Regions from separate parts of the Homo sapiens genome. Here region 1 is linked to region 2. Evidence: chromatin contacts called from ENCODE Hi-C data. All regions are on one chromosome and are shown on one strand. The core of a region is the stretch at or near the end of the contact, and the rest is flanking DNA. Distances in the headings are between cores, read along the strand shown.

Region 1 (3,683 bases), core at 88-2,587, 360 kb after region 2:
ACTGTAAAGCATTATGCAGACATCTTGGACTATTATTAAAAGCTTAAGAATGGGTAGGACTTTGACAACAGGCATTTGGGGAGAAGGGCCTCTGGGCAGAGAGAATGAAAGGCGAAGTGATTGATTGATATGTATGTAGTGACTGATTGAGACAGGGTCTCCCTCCGTTGCCCAGGCTGGGGTGCAGTGTCATGATCATGGCTCATAGCAGCCCTGAACTCCTGGACTCAATCAATCCTCCTGCTTCAGCCTCCACAGTAGGTGGGACCACAGGCACTTGCCACCATGCTGGCCAATTACAAAAATTTTTTTAGAGGTGGATTCTCCTTATGTTGCCCAGACTGGTCTCAAACTCCTAGGCTCAAGCTATCCTCCCACCTGGACCTCCCAAAGTGCTGGAATTACAGGCAGGAGCCACCGCGCCTGGCGAGAAGTGATTTTTGTTAAGAGGCTAGACAAAAGGAAACTGGGCTTTGAAGATGAAATGAATGAATAACTCGCAGCACATGCTTCCTTCTCTCCCTAGATGGCCCCTTTGCAGGCAGTCAGGGACCATGTCTCGTTCATCTTAGTTTCCAGGAGCTTGACACTTTGTAGTTGAGGGCTTTGTGCTCCATTCTCAAGAAACGACAAGTGCCCAAAGGCTATTAAACTTGGGACCTCTTTACCCCCAAAAGTAGTACAGAATAAGAGTTGGGTGGCCTTGAAAAGCACCTTCTTCTGTCCACACTGGGTCGCCCGCTGGGTAACCTCCCAAACCTATGAGAGCTCACCTTATCCCAGGTAAGGTCCTTACTTTAAGGAAGAGGAGGGGGGCCAAGGGCTCCAGCAGACCTGTTCTACACGGGGTAGGGGGGTGGGTGGGAACTATACAGGTGACAACATTTCATAGAACTACACACACACTCACACACACGCACATGACTGCATACCCAACAGGTTAAATCCGAGTGTGGTCTGTAATGAAGTTAATTGTATTGGTTTAGTTAATTGTATTGGTTTAGTTAATTGTATTGTGCGAATGTCAATTTCCTGGCTTTGAGAATGTTGTATCTTAAGAAAAATGTTGAGGTAAGCTGGGTGGGTGATGGTATAGGGAACCTGTATGTATTAATTTTGCAACTTCTTGTGAGTCCATAATTATTTCGAAGTAAAAAGTAAAACAAAAGAAAACAATGGAACTTCCCCCTCAGCCCAGCCTACTTCGAGACCGCCTCACACTCACACATCTGGCCTCACCCAGGTCCAGCCAGCCCTAGGCAGGGGGTGAAGGGAGGGGCAGGGCGGGGCCACGCAAGCGCAGTTCCGCAATCCCGGCCGCTCCGGGAAGTCGCGCATGCGTAGTCTCGGCCCCGGGCTGCCGCGCCAGCCCGTCTCCGCGGCGGGGGACCGGGCTGCCTTGGCCCCTCAGCGCTCGCGTCTTTTCCGGCAGTTGGAACGCTTCCTGTTGTCCTCACCCGTAACCGCCTGTTGCCCCCTGTCTCAGAGTCCCTCACGCGTCCCCTCCCGTCTTTGGCTCGTTGGCTGCCGCCGCCGGGGCTTCGCCAGCCTTCAAGTCGAGACTACTGGCCGAAGGGGCGTCTGCGGCTCTCCGCCGTCCCCAGCCCTGCCTCTCCCTGGGCTCTGGTGAGTTGCTTGCTGCCGCCGTCTTCACTCCATCCCGGGGTTTTTCCTTTATCTCCTCCTTCCCCAACCTCCGACTCCTTCTTGGGCTTTCTCCTGCTCGCCGGCGCCCTCTTTCAAGCCCTAACCTCTCAGCCTCTTGGCCTCTCTCCGCCCCTCTCCTTAACCCCCTTCTTCCCCCGTCTCCAGATGCCCCTTGTTGGCCCTCTCCACATTTTTCCAGTCCCAGCCTTTCCACCCCATCCTTTATCTTTCTCCTTTTGCAGTTGGAGCGGGAGCCAGGCTTTCCTTTCCATGTTGCCACCTTTGTCTGCTCCCTGCCACCAGTCAGTCCCTCAGGGATCTCGGTCATCACCGGTTTTTATCTCCTTTTCCTTCTTCTGGGGTCTGTGAACTGTGGTCTGAGGCAGAGATGTCGAAAGCCCCCCTTGGGGTGTGGTATCTTTGAGTCGGCTCCTTTCTCCGTTAGTCTTAGGATACTGGGCTTCAGATAAGCTTCAAATCACAGGAAAAGGCAGGGAAAATTCTTAAGAAGAGAGTGGAAAAGCAACAGCCAGAGGAAAAAGTCGGTAAGGGCTTAGAGGAAAGTCTGTGTCAGAAAGCGGGCAGAACGGCCGGCAGAGAGACCAGATCTCTCAGTTCATTCTGAAACGACTAAAAGACTCGGAGAGAAACTTGTTCTGTTTGAAATGCACCGAGGAGGGTTGGAGTGAAGTAGACCCTGAGTGTCTCCACCCTTTGAGCTCACCCTGCCTCTGAATTAGCCAGGCAATATATTTGGTTTCCCTAAACATAAAACAACCACCACCTCGATAACAGGCTCTCCTCCCCACCCTAAACGTTAGATACCAGCTTCCTCCTAAGAGGAGAGAACGCTATAGCAAACCATTTCATGTCCCAGCCCTATCCCCCATCACACATAAACTCCTAGGAATGGACATCAAAAATGAGTATATTTCCTAGTTAATCTTTCTTAAGGTGCTAAGTGCATAGCACTGTGCATGAAATGGGGGAAGAATATTAAAACAAGTATAAGACATGGTGCTTGCTTTCTAGTGTAGGTAGAGATTACAGTTTAGTAGGATTTACAGTTCAGTGGGAGAGATTAGACATGCGACTTAAGCAATAATCTTAGCTCCAATGTTGAATCGTCCAAATGAAAGATAATGGATTGTCAGTCGCAAAGAAATAAAGTCCATATTGTTGAGAGAGGGTTGTTTATAGTGATCACAGAGTACCATTGTAAAGTCAGTCAGTTAGCCAGGCATAACCATATAGATTGAATCACATAATGGTTTTCATTTGACTTCCTTTTGAGTTTGCAGGCCTTACACCTGACTTTTATGAGGATCAGTTCCTTTTGTTAATTTTTTAAAACTTTGAAGAATTCCTCAGCCACCTATTATTTCCTAATTCTTCAGAGTTGAAGAATGAAACAAATGGGGCAAAGGCCTCCAATGGCTTCTAGGTCAGGGCAGGAAGGCTTGAATTGTGGAAAGCCTGATGGATAGTCCTGTCTTAAGAAAAGTTGGTTGACCCAGTAAATCTATGAATTGCTATAGGGCAATATTAATTACATCTTTTGATTAAAGGATATTAGAATTAGGCTAAATTTTTTATATTACAATAGAGGAAGTGGAGGAGGGTTTAAAGAAAGGTCAAAGGGAAGGAGAGTGCAGTCTTTATCATTATATTAGAAACTCTAAAAGTTGAAAAACACTCTGCTTAAGAATTTGTTGGTCTAATATTTGAGCATCTTTGAGTTCATTTAATGTCCTTTTGATCTTTTTAAAAGTTTAGGTAGTAATGCAAGCCAGCTACTTAAATTAGTCAAAGCATTTTTGATATATCCATCAGTGTAAATGTAGTCTTTATTCTTTTTTTTTTTTTTTTTTTTTTTTTTCCAGACGGAGTCTCACTCACCCAGGCTAGAGTGCAGTGGTGTGATCTTGGCTCACTGCAACCTGTGCCTCCAGGGTTCAAGCGATTCTCCTGCCTCAGCCTCCCAAGTAGCTGGGATTACAGGTGCCCACCACCACACCCGGCTAATTTTTTTTGTA
Region 2 (3,587 bases), core at 128-2,627:
ACCCCTATTATCGCTGTGCCCTAATGCACTTCTCACACATGCTGGATGTGTGCATAGACCCTTGCTTCACAAGTACACATGGGAGCCAGGACTCCGGGAAGGAAGAGTGAGAAAAGGACACAGAAGAGGAAAGGGATGGAGAGGGTAGACAGGACTTTTCTGGAGCCATCTTTGGAATAAAGTGAATTGCATCTGTCCATAAGACAGCCCTCTATCCCAGCTCAGGAGGGGGTGGGGCCGCCAGCCATAGTTTCCAGCCCCACATGCTGGTCAGAAATGGAAGACCCCCAACCCAGACCCTGCTGTGTGACAGCGGCTCCCTGACATGCCTGTCTGGTTTGGCTCCTTCTCTGAGGGGCTCTTGTTTCTGCACAGCCTTTCCCAGCTTCCCTCTGTTACCATGCTGTTTATAATGTTATTTCATTATTTCTTGTTTACTTTCTGTTCCATTTTGGATTTCGTCTAGGTTCTCTGAGAGATGTGTTTGTTTTAAACTCTGCTTTGAATCTAAAACGTTTCAGAAGACGGTTCTGATTAAAACCCAATGGAAACCAAATCAGGAGAGAGCCTACGACAAATGATAACAGACAACCAAATGTGGCTGAAACGAAGTCAATTTTTTAAACCAATAAACATACTTGGAAACTGACTCTTAACCACAAAACATTTTCTGTGGTTGGCAGTAAGCACTACATGCTTGTTTTCTCTGAGGCAGTAGTAGTGGGGCATAGGAAATCCTCGTCAGGGAAAGACCGTGTTTGTTCTTGGCCGGTCTGCTGAGCATCCTCCATCTCTTGAAGATAGTATCTGTGTTTCCTGGAGGCAACTGCCACCTACCTTTCTCAGCCAGTCTCAACTCGCAGGAAGATTATTAGTCAGAGGATTACCGCTACACCCTGCTCCTGGGAGGGCGCCTCTCCTCCCACAGTACTCTGGGGGTAGCTGAAAACCCTTTAGTACCACCTGTTTCAGTGGCACACTGAGGCTGCAAAGTTGCATTTTTTCTTCTCCAATATTTTCAAATGCTTCTTATTCAGTGTCAAATATGATAAATTCTTGCCAATATGCAAAAGCTCTGGGTAATGGACACACCATGGGGCATAATCATAACAACATGTTACAATTATATAGCATTTCGGTTTCCAAAGTACTTGCGATGGAAGGGGAAGGAGAAAGCAAGCTAATGCACTGAGTGCTTGCCCTATGTTAGTCACTTTCCCATGTTATAGCATTTAATTTTCACTGTGTAATTACTGAGGAGGAATCACTATTCTCATTCTGTGGATGAACAAACTGAAAGTTAGAGGTGATAGGAAGTTCCTGAGGTGCCAGAGTGTGGCAGGAAGAACACAGCAGATGCTGGGCGTGCAGTGGGGGTTTGGGTAAGGAAACAGGCTGCAGAGGAAGATGTGGTGAGGGCTTCCAGGGCTTGAAGCATGTCTGGCTCTACTCAGAACAAAAAGAGGAACTGTTGGAGGCTTTTGAGCAGGAATTTCTCGATGTTCTAGGAAGATTATTCTGGATTGTGATTAGGGTGCCCTAGAAGAGAGAGGCTGGGAAAAGGAAGATCTGGTTATATTTTGGTTTTGCCCTTTTTTAGGGAAAAGGTCGGGGGGGGGGGGTTCACTGTGATGAGAAGTGAAATATAATGAATGAGGCAGTGGGAATGGAAAAAAGGGGTGGATTCTAGAAGCAGTGAAGATGAAATCTACAGCCCCAAGGAGCACTACTGTGAATGTTTGCACTATACTGTCCTCTTGGTCAGTGTCATAATAAACCTGCAGATCTCTGGTATCACCTATGTCATTAGTGCTCATCTAGGGAACGTCATCTGCAGATTTATTATGACACTTTTCTGTAGTAGCGTGTCATATTCCAACAGAATCAGTTAATTATGACAGTCTTCCCAGGAGATGAGAGTAAAGCACCAGGAGAAAGGGGCACCTTCCTCGAATTTGTATAAAGGTGCTGCATGGGCTAGCACCGAGCAGCTCTTAACCTAAGAGTTAGGAGAATTATTTTAACTATAATTTATTTAATTATTATTATTATTATTTTTTTTGGAGATGGAGTCTAGCTCTGTCGCCCAGGCTGGAGTGCAGTGGCGCGATCTCGGCTCACTGCAACCTCCGCCTCCTGGGGTCAAGCGATTCTCCTGCCTCAGCCTCCTGAATAGCTGGGATTACAGGTGCCCGCCACGAAGCCTGGCTCATTTTTGTATTTTTAGTAGAGACAGGGTTTCACCATGTTGGCCAGGCTGGTCTCAAACTCCTGATCTCAGATGATCCGCCAACCTCAGCCTTGCAAAGTGCTGGGATTACAGGCGTGAGCCACTGCGCCCAGCCCAGCCTAACTTATTTAATTTTAATTTTATTCAGAGCTTTAGATATTCTTGGGATTTCCAGGTGGAGATCCCTTTAAAAAGCAGGTAGAAGAAAACCCAGTAAAGGGAAATCAAGAAAGAAAAAGAAAGTAGGAATAGCAAACTAAAAGAAAAACTTGGAGGTGGTGTTCCTTGAGGGAACTGAAAGTTAGAGGCGAACACAAGTAAAAAACTGTTAGTACTAAAAAGAGAATTTAATAAGGTGACAGAATACAAGATACAGATTTTCAGATACATAAAAATCAATAGCTTTCTTACTCTACTGGCCACAATCAGTTAAAAACTGAAATGGAAAATAATCTCATTCATAATAACTAGCAATAAATTTAACAAGATAAAACATTTATGGGTGGTGGCTGATGCTTGTAATCCCAACACTTTGGGAGGCTGAGGTGGGATCGCTTGAGCCCAGGAGTTTGAGACCAGCCTTTTTTTTTTTTTTAGAGACAGGGTCTTGCTCTGTCGCCCAGGCTGGAGTACAGTGGCACATCTCAGCTCACTGTCGCCTTGACCTTCCAGGCTCAAGTCATCCTCCCACCTCAGCCTCCCAAGTAGCTGGGACTACCAGTGTGTGCCATCACACCCAGCTAATTTTTGTATTTTTGGAAGAGACAGGGTTTCATCATGTTGCTCAGGCTGGTCTTGAACTCCAGAGCTCAAGCAATCCACCCGCCTTGGCCTCCCAAAGTGCTGGAATTATAGGTGTCAGCCACCATGCCTGGCCAATAAAGGATAAACATAGATTTTTAATTAAGTGAGGAAAGGGTAGATTCAATAAATCAAATTGGGACAAGTGACCATCTATATGGAAGAAAATAAAGTTAGATTCCTACCCTTTCACCATATACTAAATTAAATTCTAGATTGATTAAAAGATACAAATAGATAACATAAAATTTTAAAAATAACTAAAGGAGCTGGGCATGGTGGCACTTTAGTCCCAGCTACTCAGGAGGCTGAGGCAGGATAATCTCTTGAACCCAGGAGTTCAAGGCTAGCCTGGGAACACAGTGAGATCCTGTCTCAAAAAAAAAAAAGCTAGAGGAACTACTCCAAACCATAGAGAGTTCACATATATTCATGAGTTCTCACCTGTATAAAAATGTGTCTGTAAATGTGAGACTTTAGATAAATTAGTCAATCCCTTGGCACATCAGTTTCCTCATCTTTGAAATGGATATAAAAACAGTATCTACCCTAAGTG

Evidence for each region. A loop is a pair of places that touch in the nucleus more often than their neighbours do. Pooled maps may share reads with other maps.
Region 1: a loop to region 2 is called in a pooled map, with 11 times the contacts of the local background. The contact joins the promoter of STK38 here to the enhancer-like site in region 2. A Hi-C loop is called at or near these places in 6 of 50 pooled maps.

The regions. Positions count from the first base shown.
Region 1 is chr6:36,545,133-36,548,815 of GRCh38, reverse strand. STK38 (serine/threonine kinase 38) reads left to right here and starts at 1,337. Exons shown (of 14, transcript NM_007271.4): 1 at 1,337-1,626. RefSeq lists a silencer at 1,192-1,531 and an enhancer at 1,279-1,802.
Region 2 is chr6:36,909,966-36,913,552 of GRCh38, reverse strand. The region is part of intron 4 of C6orf89 (chromosome 6 open reading frame 89); the gene reads right to left. Among named protein-coding and RNA genes, the nearest start is that of C6orf89, 26 kb to the right of the region's middle. Within about 2 kb of position 1,377, at least 7 of the 41 ENCODE cell types and tissues checked have a DNase peak (open chromatin) inside an H3K27ac peak, as active enhancers do.